2 separate regions of the Homo sapiens genome follow, and region 1 is linked to region 2. A link is a loop called in an ENCODE intact Hi-C map of the cell type or tissue named here. Cell type or tissue: natural killer cell. All regions are shown on one strand. Each heading gives the region's core, and the rest is flanking DNA. Links, peaks and the distances in the headings are about the cores only. Region 1 overlaps LINC01894 (long intergenic non-protein coding RNA 1894). Region 2 has its middle 38 kb from the start of LINC01894.

Region 1 (8,343 bases), core at 245-8,244, 60 kb before region 2:
AGTCCTTAAACAGAAATCTGGCAAAATAGGTTCTGCCTTCCAGGGATTCTCCCTAAGGCATCCAGATGCAGTTACATTCTCCTTTTGTATAATATGTGTTCTCCTCTTCCTCCTTAGTAGGAGAGCCCTGATTCTGTTGAGTGTGCCAATGTTACCAAAAAAGTATTTTCTCCTCCCTAGGCTTCCTTGTAGCCAGGGGTAGATTTGCTTTGGTTCTGGCTATTGAGATGTAAATGGTCATCCAGATAGGGCTTGGGGTAAAGCTTGCTAAAGGAGGACAACTCAACTGACAAGTCCCTTTTCAGCTTTTGCCTTTGGTTCTTCCCCTTTTTCCTGCCTAGGACTAGATGTGATGACTGGAGGGGGAGCAGCCATCTTGTGTCCATGAAGACAGGAACACAGATTAAGGAGGATGGAGCAGAAAGGCGAAGGGAACTAGGACCCCTTATGGTCTGATGGCACTGCAGTGCTAACTCTGGACTGTCTACATCTGGAACATGTGTCAGTGAGAACAATACTACATTTTGGTTAGACTATTTTTCCTGAGTTCCTGTTACATATGTAATCTGTCTACCAAAGGCTAAAGATGGAAGAAGGGGCTAGGTATTCACGTTTCAGTTCTTTTTGGCTCTCCTCTTTTTTTCAAAGTGGCCTGTCCTCAGGATATAGAGATTCTTTGTTTCTCCTTGCACCATGCTCACTATGTGGGTTCTACCCGTTGGTGGTGACAGGGAATAGTCTGCAGCTAGGTGGGTAAGCTCAGTTCAGAGAGGAAACTGTGAGGAAGCCCAATTGTGGCCACACATCTAAGCACTCTGTAATCTTTAAAATCTCCTTATCAGAGACAAAGCTCATATGTGGCCCTCCATCTGCCTAATTTCTGGTCCATCCCTTTTTTTTTTTTTTTTTTTGAGACAAGATCTCACTCTGTCAACCAGGCTCAAGTGCAGTGGCACGATCTTGGCTCACTGCAGCCTCGACCTCCCAGGCTCAAGCGATTCTCCCACCTCAACCTCCCAGGTAAATGGGACTACATGTGTGTGACTCCACACTCGGCTAATTTTTTTGTAGAGATGAGATTTCGCCATGTTGCAGGCTGGTCTCGAATGCCTGAGCTCAATCAGTCTGCCTGCCTTGGCCTCCCAAAGTGCTGGGGTTACAGGCATAAGCCACCAGACCCAGCTGTGTCCATCTCTTAATAGGTCTAGAATTTGGAGAAGAATCTTATGCGAAGGTGCTTTGGGCCCCTCACACTCCAGAACCGTTTTGCCAACCGACAAAGCTGCCTTAATGGCTTTACAAACCCATTTCTTAGTAGTCTATAGGTTGGTGCAAAAGTAATGGTGGTTTCTGCCATTACTTTTGCACCAACCTAATAGATCCCATGTATGCCACTGAGAGAGAAGTAGAGACTGAATATGATCTTTCTTATTGCTGTATGCACACCACTGCCACCCACACAAATGCTCAGAGCACATGCAATGCTCTTACACAAATATTCTCTCCTACAACAGCTTGAGAGGTGAGAGGCTGTCTCCTGAGAGATGTATGCTTTACAAGCCTGCATGTGGAATCCAGTCCATTTACTAATAGGTACCCACTGAGCATTTCCTTATTAAGTAAGTTCCTCTACTAGATATAAGCTCCATGAGGGCAAACTTGGTCTAGCTGTTTACCATTGTGTGCCCAGAGCCTGGAAGGGAGGCTAAATAAGAAGTGCTCAATAGATAATATATATATAATTTTACATATATAATATATAATCTATGTAATATATATTTATATATATGATTATATATAATTACATATAATTAGTTTTACAAAGGCAGTTTAGTTTTGGGACTATATATTATATATGTAATATAATATAGATAATAGATAATTATATATGTAATATAATATAATATAGATATACACTTATGTGTATATATAATATATATAATATAAATATATATAATATAGATAATATACACTTACGTATATATTTCTTAAATGAATGAACAAATTAATGAAGTCATCTCCAAGTAAGCTAAATTATTTAGTTAGTTTCCATCTATCTAAGTGAAAACTGATTTTGGATGATTTCCTCTACTTTTTAGTCAACTCAGCACTGTTCTTTAATGATTCAATCTCTTGAAAGTACCTTCTAATGGGCTTGGTTATTTTATTTATTCTGTTTTGCTCAATCGCAGATAAATTTGCATTCGATTGGTCCTAAATGGTTGGCAAAGACCGATCCTTGGCTAAGACTCATCTAACCATAACAAGACAAGCTGCATTTGGGCACTTTTCCACAGAAGCAAAAAAATATTTCCCACAAATATTCAATTCTTCATTTATGGGTGAACTGTTCTGCATGAATATTATCTATATGTTTTGAATTCCTTCTTCTTCCAGCTTTCCAGCATTTGCGATTTTCTTCTAATAAATGATTGGAAGGGTACACGAAAGGAGGTGCATCTCAAACCAGTTTATGTTGCCAAGTAAAAGTAGTTCAGTTACCTGCAACTCCTGCATATTGAACTCTGAATTCTGCTTTCTCCTTCTTGCATGCATGCCCATGAGGTTCTCTCTGAAATCCAGTCCTCTCACTCATTTTTATATGCAAACTCTGTCTTTCAGGGCCCAGTCCATGGGGTGTTTTCTTCATGAAAACTCTCTGTAGACGGACTTAAATGCTTTCACCTCTCTGCACCCAAAAGCACCAGATTTGAAGGTTTCTTAGAATGGATTCTTCCTGCCTTTTGCACAGACAAAATCAATTCCCTGAGACCACAGTATTGCAGTAAGGAAAGAGTTTAATTAACACAAGGCTGGCCACACAGAAGATGGAGTTATTACTCAAATCGTCTCCCGGAAGGCTCAGAGGTTAGGGTTTTTCAAGGATAGTTTGGTAGGCAGAGGTTTAGGAAATGGGTGCTGCTGCTTGGTTGGGGATGAAATCACAGGGGTGTGGCCTATGATTTCACGGTCCTCGGGCACTGTGTCTGCCTCTGGGTGGGGCCAAAGGACCAGTTGAGTGACAAGTCACAGGTCTGGGTGGAGTCAGCTTGTGGTTAGCAATGCAGAAGTCTGAAAAGACATCTTTAAAGGCCAATCTTAGGTTCCACAATAGTAATGATAACATCACTACAGGAGTAACTGGGGAAGTCACAAATCTTGTGACCTCCAAAACAATGGCTGGTTATCATTTAACTATGCCTACATTTTAGCAGAATTTGGGCCCCTCTCACAATCCTAACTTTGTGGCCTTTTGTTAGTTTTACAAATGCAGTTTAGTTTTGGGACTATAAACTAAATTCCTCTCAAAGTTCACTTGGCCTACACCCAGGAATTACCAAAGACAGCTGGGAGGCTAGAAGCAAGATGGAGTCAACAGTGTCAGGTTCCTCTTACCATCATAATTTTGCAATGGAGGTTTCATTAGCACTTATCATATTTTGATGGAAATTCATCAGAGCGATTAAGCACATAGGCTTTGATCCAGACTCACTGAGTTCAAATCCTGGCTCTATGCCTTACTGGCTGTGTGATCTGGGGCAAATGACTTTATCTCTCTCTGCTTCAGTTTCTCATCTTTTACAAAAGAAAGGATAATGGTAGCATTGGGCCCAGCATGGTGGCTCAGGCCTGTAATCCCAGCACTTTGGGAGGCCAAGGTGAGAGGACTGCTTGAAGCCAGGAGTTCAAGACCATCCTGGACAAAATAGTGAGGCTTCATCTCTACAAAAATTAAAATAATTATCTGGGCATGGTAATGTGTGTCTGTGGTCCCTATTCAAGAGGCTGAGGTAGGAAAAGCACTTGAGCCCACGATGTCGAGGCTGCAGTGAGCCATGATTGGGCCATTGCACTCTGGCCTGGGTTGCAGGGTGAGACCCTGTCTCAAAAAAAAAAAAAAAAAAAAAAAAAAAAAAAGGTAGTACCACCTACCCCATACTTTGTTCTGATGATTCAATGAGTTAAAACGTTTTTTAAAAAATCAAAACCAAACCACTTAGAAGAATGTCCAGCAGGTAACCAGTGATCAATAAATGTTAGCTTTTAAAAACATTATTATTGCTCTTTTACATGTTTGCCTCTTCAACTAGATGGTGATCTCCCAACAGGCCTTGATCTGTGAATTTGTCATCTTTCTACTTCTAAGTCCTAGAGCAGTACCTGGATCACAATTGAAGATCTATAAATGCCAAAGCAATGAATAAAAGCTAGCCATTGTATATGGAGATATAAGTAAGGTTTGGACATTGTCTGCAAGTGAGTTGCATATCTTAGAAAACTCTTGTAAGGGGCTGTATTTCATGTAACTGCATTTATGGCCATGGTAAAATGGCCAGCTCCAGGTCAGTTTTTCTGGGAAAGGCCCTAAGTTCTGAAGCTGGACTAGTGTCTCATCCAAGGAACATGCTCATTGGTAGGTGCTGAACCTCAAAGCCACTCCAAGATAACAAGGACAATTTTGGCAGGTGGTCCACTGGGGTCGATCAGGTGCTCATTGTATTTACCAAGGCATTTATTATGTGCACATAATTTAGGCTGGTGTTCAGAGGGGTTGGGATGGAGACTTGCCTCTGGTTGCTAGTAAACTATATTTTATAGGTTATTCCCAGCATTCCTGTGGCAGAGCTCCATTCTCCCCTTCTTCATTGCCCATAGAACTGTAATTTTCCTTCTTAGGTCAGTGATATGTTTGGCCCAAGACATTGGATCATGTTTGGCTTAGGCCAAACATGGAAATTGATTTTTCCCTTGTGATATAATCACTTTTCCAGATTCCCCTGTGACTAATGGCCTTATGATACTTTTTAATGAAGTTTAAGAGAAAGTCTCCTGGGGGAGACTTCTAGAAAAACTTTTGCTTTCTTGTTAAAAGGATAGGCACAAGAGAAGAATTATCTGGCACCACCTCTTTCTCTTTCTTAAACACAAAATGTGATCTCTGGAGCTATGGCATCCATATTGCAACCATGAGGCTACAAGCATGAGGATGAAAAACGAACACAAAAAGGATGAGTAAGTGCAGTGATAGAAAGAGCCTGGATCCTTGATGGCATTGTGGAGTTGCAAAACCAAGAGGCAGGACTGAGAGTGCTTGCCTTTGGACTTCTTGTTATAGTTTAAGCTATGGGTTAGTAAGCATTTTCTTAATAGGCCAGATAGTAAATATCTTAGGTCTTTTCACCACAGGGTCCTCATAGTCATTGCTCAAGTCTGCCATTTTATGCAAACTCAACCATAGACAGTATATAAATATATGGGTGTGGCTCTTTCTATTTCAATAAATCTTAGTTTACAAAAACAGGTATTGGCCATGGACCTTAGTTTTCCAATCCCTGGCTCAAGCCAGATTTGGAAGGGTATTCTTTTATTTGCAGTTCAATGAATTCTAATCATATATTCCTTCTCCCTAAATTCTACTCACTAGCTTCATTAACATCTAAAATTACGCAGTTAGCACCCTACTTCTTGTTTAAGTGAAAGCTCACTGCCCCTGTTGTGGTATAAATGGTACTAAAGGGAATGAAACACCAATCTTTATCAGTTATTTATACCTTAGTATAAATTATTTTAATAAGCCCTTTGTTAAGCAAAGAATGTTGTAGGCTAGATCAGTTTTAAGAAGTATTTACTCCCGCTTCTCACCTCCATAGAAGATGGGCTTGGCCATGTGACTTGATTTGGCCACAGATATGGGTAGAGGGGATAGTGCATCTGTTCTGACCCTTAAGAGCACTGCCTCCTTTTTCTCATCTGTCTTGTGACTTAGTGCCTCTCTATTAGTATAAATACCCCATTGGCCCCAGAATAGGGCAGACCTGAAACCTACCCAAGACAAGCTGAGATTAGCAAAATCTAGTCAATCTGCTGATCCACAGCAGGGCCTACAGCTCAGTGAGCTCGGTGAGCTTAGGTGCTCACTTCAGTAGCGCCTAAAACCTACACCCTCTGCCTAGAGTGGAGCAATCCAAGATAGCTGTAGATAAGTGAATAAGAAATAAATGCTTACCATTGCTGCCACTAAGATTTTGTGGTGTTTTTCATGTAGCATTGTTGGATATGGGTAATTAAGGGAGAGTAGGAGACGCTGAAACGTAGGCTAACTCTACCTCCTTTATATTTTTGTGAGTGTTGCCCCAAGCTAAGCTTAGAAGGCTCTATGTCTCATGGCCTATAGGAAAAAGTTGCAGCCTGCCTCTATTTGCAATTGTAACACATAGAAAGAGAAATCTTGCAGAATTCCTCATGCATATTTCCCACAGGGGGAAGGAGGAAATTTGGGAGAATCCCTTCTCAATAATAACCAAGTACTTAAGAGACGACTTAACCAAGTACTACCTATGTAAGTTGGAAATGAAACCTTTTGGTTGGACTCAGGAAGGGAAATAGATTGCTTCAAGCATTGTGAGTAAAGCCCCAGTTCTCCAAAGGCAACGTGGTGGAGTAGAAGGTGTAAATCGGAAGGACTGGAGTCAATATGATTTGGTTGGAAACCTGCTTCCATCAGGGAAAATTATGTAACTTTATTGAAACAATTTCCGCATAAGCAAATTCAGGGTAGCAGTATCAATCTTGCACAGTTATTTAGAAGAGTAAATGAGATGATCATGTAGATTCTATGGTTCATGGTAGATGGTCAATAATAAAAAAACAGTGATTTGTGGTATTTTTCACCAAATTTCTCATTTTCCCTTTTTACATGAAAAGATACTATAATTGATCTAATGACATAGAAACATGTACATATCATAATTTAATTATTTATATTTAAAATCGAATGGTAATCATAGCAGGAGGTATCTGGTTTTCCCAGCAGTGAATAACACTGCTCCAGTCCAGACGAGTTTAACTGGAAGGTGGAGATGCTGTTCCTCCCTTTCTCACTTTGATTGTTACGGAGGAGAGGGAAGGCAGGGAGGCTAAGTTAGAGTATGGAGCAAGTCCTAGGCTTCCCAAGCATATGGAGACTTCTGCCAAGACAAGGCACAGTATTATTAAGATTAACGGTTTTCAGATGGAGTCAGGCTTTTCCACTGACTCAAGTCAGAATGACTGGTAATGATGTTCATAAGATGCCATTTCCTGCCAAACAGTAAGATGTGGAATTTGTTAAATTAAGCCATGTGATGGGTCAGAAATGTATTAACTTAATCCATAATGAATGTCACTCCATTCCTTTTAACATACTTCCCCAATTAAGCTATGTAGGCCTCAGATATCTAAAGAAATTGAGCTGTCCTGCTTGTTGCCAATTGGTTAATTCCTTGATGATGGATAAAAGCTACCAGCAGCTTTTGTTTTTAATTCATGTTTTTCTTCAGTAATAGCAATCTTTTAATCAGCTGCTACAAAAAAATCCTTAATATTCCATAAATAAATGCTCAAGAAAGTCAAACAATTAGTAAGATTAATGTAAAGAGGCTGCCTGAGCACCTCTGATGGGCCCCAATAATGGGCTGCCATTACAGTCAACGGGCCACATGAAGGACCTGGTGGCCATTTTTATTTTATTAGCCCCATGCTGGACACACAGTAGATGTTCAGTGTTTATCAGGCTGAAGTGAACTAAACCCTGGAGGACTCTTAAGGTTTCTGACAAGGGTCTTTCCATAAGACAAGCATTTCTGGATTTCTGGCACTCCTTCCCATTCCCATGGGAAATGTGCTAGAAATTCTTAATAAGAGCAATATGCCTCTGCTGCACCCATAGGAGTTGGGGGTGATTTGGTTTGGCTGTGTCCCTACCCAAATCTCATCTTGAACTGTAGCTCCCATAATCCCCATGTGTTGTGGGAGGGACCCCATGGGAGGTAATTGAACCATGGGGGCGGGTTTTTCCCACGCTGTTCTCATGATAGTGAATAAGTCTCACAAGATGTGATGGTTTTATAAAGCACAGTTCTTCTGCACATGCTGTCTTGCCTGCTGCCATGTAAGACATGCCCTTGCTCCTCCTTCACCTTCTGACACAATTGTGAGGCCTCCCCAGCCACATGGAACTGTGAGTCCATTAAACCTATTTTTCTTTAAAAATTACCCAGTCTTGGGCATTTCTTCATAGCAGTAAGAAAATGGACTAATATAGCGGGCAGTCTTTACATAGGGAGGCCACTGCTTCATGTCCACAAGGGACTTAGGCAGCTTAGGCTATACCTGCTTCAGCCACCAAGGCAGGCATGAAGCACAACAGACATCCAGAGACTTTACCTCCTTTATATTTTTGTGAGTGTTGCCCCAAGCTAAGCTTAGAAAGCTCTATGTCTCATGGCCTATAGGAAAAAGTTGCAGCCTCCCTCTATTTGCAATTGTAACACATAGAAAGAGAAATCTTGCAGAATTCCTCAT
Region 2 (8,343 bases), core at 44-8,043:
GTTTTAAAGACAGATTGAAGTATCAGAAGAAAGAGTTAATAAACTTTAAATGAGATTAACCGAAATTACTCAATCTGAATAACACAAAGAAAAAAACTTGAAGAAAAATAAACAGAGCATCAGAGACCTATTTATATCAAGAGATAAAAAGTGGTGTAATTGGAATGGTAGGCGGAGAGAATAGGAGAGAAGAGAAAGGGGCAGGAAAGTGTTAAAAGAAAGAATGGCCTATAACTTCAAAAATTTTATGGAAAAAACTTTAAATTACAAATCTAGGAAACTCAGCAAACCCTAGCCAGAATAAACCTTCATAGTGAAAATGCTGAAAGTCAAAGATAATGAGAAAATCTTTAAAGCAGCCAGAGAAAGATGGCATGTTACATACAGGAGAACAATGATATGATCAATGGTGACTTTACATCAAAGTAATGAAAGTCATATGAAATTAGAATGGCATATTTCAACTGTTGGAGAGAGAAAAAAACTGGCAACCAAGAATTTTGTATCCAAAGAATTTATCCTTCATATATGAAAGAGAAATTAAGGCATTGCCAGATAAACAAAACTAAGATAATTAATTGCTAGCAGAACTGTGCTACTACAAAAGCTAAAGTAGGTTTCAAATTTAATTTTTTTTATTTTCACTTCTCTCAGCTCATACCTATAAAGTTAGTTTTTGAGGCTGAAAGGAAATGACACCAGCAAATGTGTCATAAGCAAAATTTGTAAAACTGTATTATTGAGTTGATAACATATTGATTTCATATTCAAATGACAACAATAACACTAAAATAGGAAGACAGGGAAATTAAAATATACTGTTGCAAGGTTACTATATTTTATCTGAAATTATTCAGTATGAACTCTAAGTAGATTGGGACAAGTGAAAGATGAAAGATATATGTTGTTACCTCTAGAACAATGCTATTAAAATTTAATAATTAGCTCGATATAGCTAGAAAGCCAGTAAAGAAATTAAACAAAATACTAAAAAATGTTTGATTAACACAAAAGAAGGTAGTAAAGGAGGAACAAACAAGCATCAAGAGAGATAAGACAAGACAAACAAAATAAACAGCAAAATGGTGACCTAAAATCATCTATTTCAACAACTGCACCAAATTTAAATTAGTCAGATATCCAATCAAAAGACATGATTGTCAGACTGAATAAGAAATGAAGAATTAATTATATGCTGTCTACAGGAGGTGCCCTTGAAATATATAGAAACAAATAGGTTAAGAGTAAAAAGATTGAAAAAGTCATGTCATGCTAATAGTAGGCACAAGAAAATAAGATTGGCTATATTAATAGCAGAAAAAATAGACTTCAACATGAGATGTATTGTTAGAGACAAAGAGGGAAACTTTATAATGGCAAATGGGTAAATATTAGCTTGGTGTAAAAGTAATTGTGTTTTTTGCCAAAACCGCAATTACTTTTGCACCAACCTAATATATCAGAAAAACATAATAATTATATATATTTATGTATCTAATAAGACAGCTTCAATATAACCAAGGAAAAATTGACAGAGAAATAGACAAATCCACAATCACAGTTACAGACTTTCACAAATGTCTCAGTAATTGATATGCTAGCTAGACCAAAAAAAAAGTCATTGAGGATCTAGAAGAATTAAGTGACCCTATCAACCACTTTTACCTAATTGTGATTTATAGCAGACTATATCCAACAAATGCAGAATATATATTCTTTTAAATTCATATGGTAGATCCACAAAAGTAGAGCATATGCTGACTAAAACAAGTCTCAATATATTTCAAAAGATTACCATATTACAGAGTGCTTTTTCTGACTACAATGAAATTTAATTGAAACTCAACAACAATAAAATTTTAAGAAAACCTCAAATATTTAGAAATCAAACAACTCACTTTTAATAATCCATGACACAATGTAGAAATTATGAAGAAAATTTTAACATATTTTAAACTAAATAGTAATGAAACACAACATATCAAAGTTTGCAGAAGGCAGCAAATGTCCTACTTAGAGGGAAGTTTATGGCTTTAAATGCTGATAGTAGAAAAAAATAGTATAAAATCAATAATTGAACTATCCATTTTAGGAAGCTAGAAAAGGAAGACCAAACTATATGCAAAGTAAGTAGAAGAAAGAAGTAGTAAAGAGTAAAAAGAAAAAAATCAGAGAAATAGAAATAAACAACAAAAAATATTAACAAAGCCAAAAAAGTTTAGCTTGAAAGAATCAGTAAAATTAATAGTGTTCTAGAAAGATCAAAAAGAATGAGAGAAGGCACAAGTTACCAATATGAGCAGAACTTCACTACAGGTCCAACAAACATTAAAATGAGAATATAGAAATATCATGAACAATTTTACACCAGGAGTTTCAACACCGTAAATGAAATTGAAAAATTTCTTGAAAGGCACAAATTTTCAGAATGGAGACAAGAAAAAATAGAAAATTGAATAGCCTTGTCTTAAAAGAAATTGGATTAATAAAAACTTTTCCAGAAGGAAAGTGGTGAGTTCTATCAAACATTTGAGGAAGAAAAAATACAAATTTCACATAACGTCTTTTGGGAGTTACTTTCCCACTTTGGGAGGCCGAGGCAGGTGGATCATGAGGTCAGGAAATCGAGATGATCCTGGCTAACACGGTGAAACCCCATCTCTACTAAAAATACAAAAAAATAGCCGGGTGTGGTGGCCGGCGCCTGTGGTCCCAGCTACTCGGGAGGCTGAGGCAGGAGAATGGCATAAACCTGGGAGGCGGAGCTTGCAGTGAGCCGAGATCGTGCCACTGCACTCCAGCCTGGGTGACAGAGCAAGACTCTGTCTCAAAAAAAAAAAAAAAAAAAAAAAAAAGAGTTACTTTCCAACTCTGTCTCTGTTTTGTTTTTTTAGCCAGCATTAGTTTGGTATAAAACCAGGCTGAAAACCTTGTTTCAAAAAAGAAACTACAAATCAATATCCCTCAAGAATACAGACACAAAAAATTCTTAGCCAAATGTACCAAGTCAAATACAGCAAAATGTAAAAGGAGGACTACATCTTGAACAAATGAGATGTAAAGCCTGATTTAACATTCAATAATAAATCAATGTAATTTGTGTATTTTTAATAAGGCAAAAAAATTATTTCGCTAGATGCTCAGAAAACCTTTAACAAATTTCAACACCTATTCATAATGAGAGCTAGTAAACTAGTAATAGGAGATAACGTCTTCCCATTGATATGGAAAATCTATGTTCTTTTGTTGTCGTTTTTTTGAGGCAGAGTCTTGCTCTGTCACCCAGGCTAGAGTGCAGTGGCCCAACGTCGGCTCACTGCAACCTCCGCCTCCCAGGTTCAAGCAATTCTCGTGCCTCAGCCTCCTGAGTAGTGGGGATTACAGGTGTGAGCCACCATGCCCGGCTAATTTTTGTATTTTTAGTAGAGACAGTGTTTTCCCATGTTGGCCAGGCTGATCTCAAACTCCTGGCCTCAAGCGATGTTGCCGCTTCAGCCTCCCAAAGTGCTGGGATTACAGGCATGAGCCACTGCACCCAGCCAGGAAAATCTATGTTTAAAAAGCCTATACACGAGGTACAGTGGCTTATGCCTGTAATCCCAATGACTCTGGAGGCTGAGGTGGTGGGATCACTTGAGGCCAGGAGTTCAAGACCAGCCTGAGCAACAAAATGAGACCCTGTCTCTACAAATAGTAACAATAATGATAAACTAGCCAGGCACGGTGGTGCACTCCTGTAGTCCCAGCTATTTAGGAGGATTGCTTGAGCCCAGAAATTCAAGGTTGCAGTGAGCTATGATGGCACCACTGCACTCTAGCCTGAGCAACAGAGTGAGATCCTGTCTCAAAAACAAACAAACAAACCCAAAAAGCAAAACTTCTACAATAACATACTAAATGATAAAAAATGGAATGCCTTCCACTGAGATCAGGAACAAGCAGGGATATTCACTTTCACCACTTCAATTTAGCATTGTACTTCAGCTCCTAGACATTGTAATAAAGAATGAAAAGATGTAAATAAAAGTGATTGTAACATTTCCTTTCCCCACCAACAGCATGTGAGAATTTCAGTTGTTCCACATCCTCACCAAAACTATTTTCCGTCTTTTTTACATTAGCTATTCTGAAGGTTGTGAAGTGGTATCTCACTGTGATGACTAGTAATTTTGAACATTTTTTAATGTGCTTATAGCCATTCATATGTACATTGGAAAGAAAGAAACAAAAGCCTATATTTGATAATTCTATGATCATGCACTTACAAAATCTTAAGGACTTTACAAAAAAGAAAGGCAGTAGGTCTAATAAATGAATTTAGCAAGATCAAAGGATTTGAGGTCAATATACAAACCAATTGCATCCTATATGCTAGCTATGAGTAACTGAAAATTGAAAGAAAGGCTGGACACTGTGGCTTACGTCTGTAATCCCAGCACTTTCAGAGGCCAAGGTGGGTGGATCACTTGAGCCCAGGAGTTCAAGACCAGCATGGGCAATGTGGTAAAATCCCATCTCTACAAAAAATACAAAATATTAGCTGGTGTGGTGCCTGTAGTCCCAGCAACTCGGGAGGCTGAGGCAGGAGGATCACTTGAGCCCAGAGATCAAGGCTGCAGTGAGCTATGATCATGCCACTATATTCCAGCCTAGGCAACAGAGCGATAGATACCCTGTCTCAAAAATAAAGTGAAAAACATTACCATTACATTTTACTATAGCATCTGAAACATGAAATACTTAGGGATAAACTTAAGATATATGCAGAGCTTTCCTATTTTTTTATTTCTTGAGCTCCCAGGAGCACTTTTCACATATTAATTGTAGTAGCTCTTATGGTGAATTGATTATTTGTAGTAATTCTTGGGCAAAGGCTATGTCCTGCTCATTGCCTTATCACCAGTGCCTAGCATAGAGCCCAGCAACATAAATTAATAAATCTCTCTGTATGTTTATCCTAAAAACACAACATGTGTACATGAAAGGAAGTTTTGAAAATGGAAAAATGTGGAGGATATATTCTCCATAGTCCCTTCTCTGTCAATGTTTTGGATTATTTCCTTCCAGCCTTTATTTTTCCCTATAGGTAGAGTTTTGGAATTTTTCTTAACATAGTATTCATACAGTAGCATGTTTGTATAATAATGGTTGAACTTCTATCTTATTCATTTTGAAATTTCCTTTAGTTACAATTGGTTATTTTGATTTACTGGAACACAATAAAATATAATTGGCTGCCAGAAAGAGGCTGTCCTCATAAAAAAACAGTGAGTCGGTGTCTTCATGCAATCACTGGTGTGGTTCTCCTACCTCAACCCCGTCCTCACACTCACCTGTGTTGTGTTAACTCTGAGGGGATTTCTCCCAGGTGTTCTTTTGTAAAACTCTTGCATAACTGCTTTTTAGGCTTCCTCATCCAAGGGCACATTAAAAACAGAAAGCCGGAGATGAAGTGTGTGCCCCTTATAGACAAATTGGGGTCATGATCTGAAGATGTCTAATATACTGGATCGAAACTACCCTAAAAAACAATGCTGGCCAAAAAAAGTACCTAAATGCTAAGTAAAATGAGTTCCTGCCCCAATTCCTCGTGCATCAAGGAACAACTTAGGTCACAGTCGAAACTCAGAGTTCAAAAACAATGAACTCCATACACAGAGAAAAATAAGATTCAAACAGGGAAGGACTTTTCCAGATAGACCAATACAAGTGTTTGTCAGCCATGATAAAAATGCTCAGATCACAGTATCAAGCATCCAAGAAATGTCCAACAGCAGTAACAACAGAAATAAAACTCTGGTCATTAGATACAACAGACCAATGGGATCGTTGTCTTGGAGCTAAAGACAGAACAAAACCTAGATTGATTGAAATTTGCTATATCAACTCAGAGATACATGGACTTTCTGAAGTAGTACTGCAGACAGATACTTATTAGCCACTGTAAGAAGCAATTCTCCATGAGCTCTTTCCTTGAAAATTAGATACTGTAGTTCCAAACTGTGTGTGTTCACTTCTAACAGAGTAGAGATATGCCTAGGGAAAACAAAAGGAAGAAGGGAAAGAGATAATCACACAATTGCCTAACAACCCTTTGCAAAACCCACTCTTCCAGACACCTGGGAGAAGTGGGCTGGCTAGACAGAAATAACCTCTAGGTGACACTTTATATGCCTTCACTGGATGCCAAAAGAAATCAGACAGGAAAGGTAAGGAAAAACTAATTTGATGAAAAAGACCAGCTGAAATGAGAGAGGAGTGACTCTTCTGGTAACCAAGGTATCTGGCCAGCCATGCACCAGAGTTCTTCCTCAACACAATTCTCCTAAGAGCTACCATTTTCAAGACCCTGCAGAGCTCAGCACCTCAGGGCAGCCTGCTCTGGTTGCCTGGAATGTGCTCCTTCATGCACTTCATCACATTGTACTGGAATTGAAGTTGTTATTCTTTTTCTCCCCACCAGGTCAGTATAGTTTGTTGCAGTGAAGTGTTTATCTGTAATGATTCTAGGGTAAACACTATGTCACAGTCATTGCCTTCTGCCAATGCCTAGTATAGAGCCCCGCTAAATGAATTAACGAATACTTACGGTAGTCCCACCTTATCTGTGGTTTCATTTTCTGCAGTTTCAGTTACCTGCGATCAACTGCGGTCCAGAATATTAAATGGAAAATTTCAAAAATAAACAATTCATAGGTTTTAAACTGTACGTCATTTCTGAGTAGTATGATAAAATCTCTCACTATACTGCTGCATCCTACCTGGCACCTGAATCATCCCTTTGTCCAGCATATCCATGTTTGGAACATATCCCCCTTGGATAAGGGGGCAATGCTGCACATGTATACTAATTTTAAAGCCAATATATGTGCATAAAAGGGGCCAGGCGTGGTGCCTCACACCTGTAATCCCAGCACTTTGGGAGGCAGAGGTGAGTGGATCACCTGAGGTCAGCAGTTCGAGACCAGCCTGGCTAACATGGTGAAACCCCATCTCTACTAAAAATACAAAAATTAGCCAGGCGTGGTGGTGGGCACCTGTAATCCCAGCTACTCAAGAGGCTGAGGCAGGACAATCGCTTGAACCCAGGAGGCGGAGTTTGCAGTGAGCCGAAATCGCACCACTGCACTCCAGCCTGGGGGACAGGGCGAGACTCTGTCTCAAAACAAACAAACAAAACTAAACAAACAAAAAAACCCCATACAATATATGTGCATAAAAGGAAATGTTTACACTCCCTGAAAACTGTGTCTTATTTCTTGTTCCCCAGAGCTTAGTAAGATGCCTGACACATTGTAATCACTTCATACCTTCTAAATGAATTCAAACTTTGAATCAAGTTCAGGCTCTGACTTTAAACTCAGCAAATGACCCTACCTTCAGTTTATAAAACTGGCCAATAACTGAAACTAAAAATCAGATTGCACATTGTTCTTTGAGCAAAGCCATCTGTCAGGATTTTTAAAAATTAGAATATCTCAGAATGACCGCAACTGGACTCAATTTGGGTGGTGTACCCCTGACCCAATCTCCCCATTATCTTTCAGCAAATTCCAAAGAGCCTGCTTGTGCCCCAATGCCCAGCTGCTGGGTAAAAATAATGATGTTGAATCAATCTGGAAGCAGCCACCAATATGAGTAGACTTCAAGAAAGAAGCTCTTCTTGATGTTGTGTTTTCTCCAACCGCAAATGGAGTAGTTTTTCACTATAGCCACTCCAAAGAAAAAAGAAGGACCTGTTAGAAGAACAGGAAAGAAAAGCTAGTGATATACTTTCAGAACAAGAACAGAAAGTAGGTGATTCACATTATTTAAACCTTTAAAAAAGAAAAGTACCCCAGTCAGAATAGCCATTCTTAAAAAGTCAGAAAACAACAGATGTTGGCAAGGTTGCAGAGAAAAGGGAACACATATACACTGTTGGTGGGAATGTAAATTAGTACAACCTCTATGGACAATAGTATGGAGATTTCTCACAGAACTAGAAAGAGAATGACCATTTGATCCAGCAATTTCACTACTGGGTATCTACCTGCAAGAAAAGAAATCATCATATCAAAAGACACCTCCATTCGTATGTTTATTGCAGCACTATTCACAATAGCAAAGTCATGGAATCAACCTGTGTCCATCAGTGAAGGACTGGATAAAGGAAATGTGGTAAATATATGCCATGGAATACTACTCAGCCATGAAAAAGAAAGAACTCATGTCTTCTGCAGCAACATGGATGGAGCTTGAGGCCATTATCCTAAGTAAAATGAGCCAAAAACAGAAGGTCAAAACCCATGTTCTCACCTGTAAGTGAGAGCTAAACAATGAATACACATGGACATACAGAGT

Evidence for each region. Peaks named below come from ENCODE experiments on the same cell type or tissue, not always from the same donor. Only the 100,000 strongest peaks of a DNase experiment are listed, where the experiment ranks them.
Region 1: a loop joins it to region 2, with 4 times the contacts of the local background. A loop is called at or near these places in 3 of 110 quality-filtered maps.

What each region holds. Positions count from the first base shown.
Region 1 is chr18:24,961,403-24,969,745 of GRCh38, forward strand. The region is part of intron 1 of LINC01894 (long intergenic non-protein coding RNA 1894); the gene reads right to left. Among named protein-coding and RNA genes, the nearest start is that of LINC01894, 22 kb to the right of the region's middle. RefSeq lists a silencer at 2,942-3,021. In natural killer cell, for the core only: no CTCF peak of the experiment used is centred there; no DNase peak of the experiment used is centred there; H3K27ac peaks cover 242 bases.
Region 2 is chr18:25,021,795-25,030,137 of GRCh38, forward strand. No RefSeq gene overlaps it. Among named protein-coding and RNA genes, the nearest start is that of LINC01894, 38 kb to the left of the region's middle. In natural killer cell, for the core only: no CTCF peak of the experiment used is centred there; no DNase peak of the experiment used is centred there.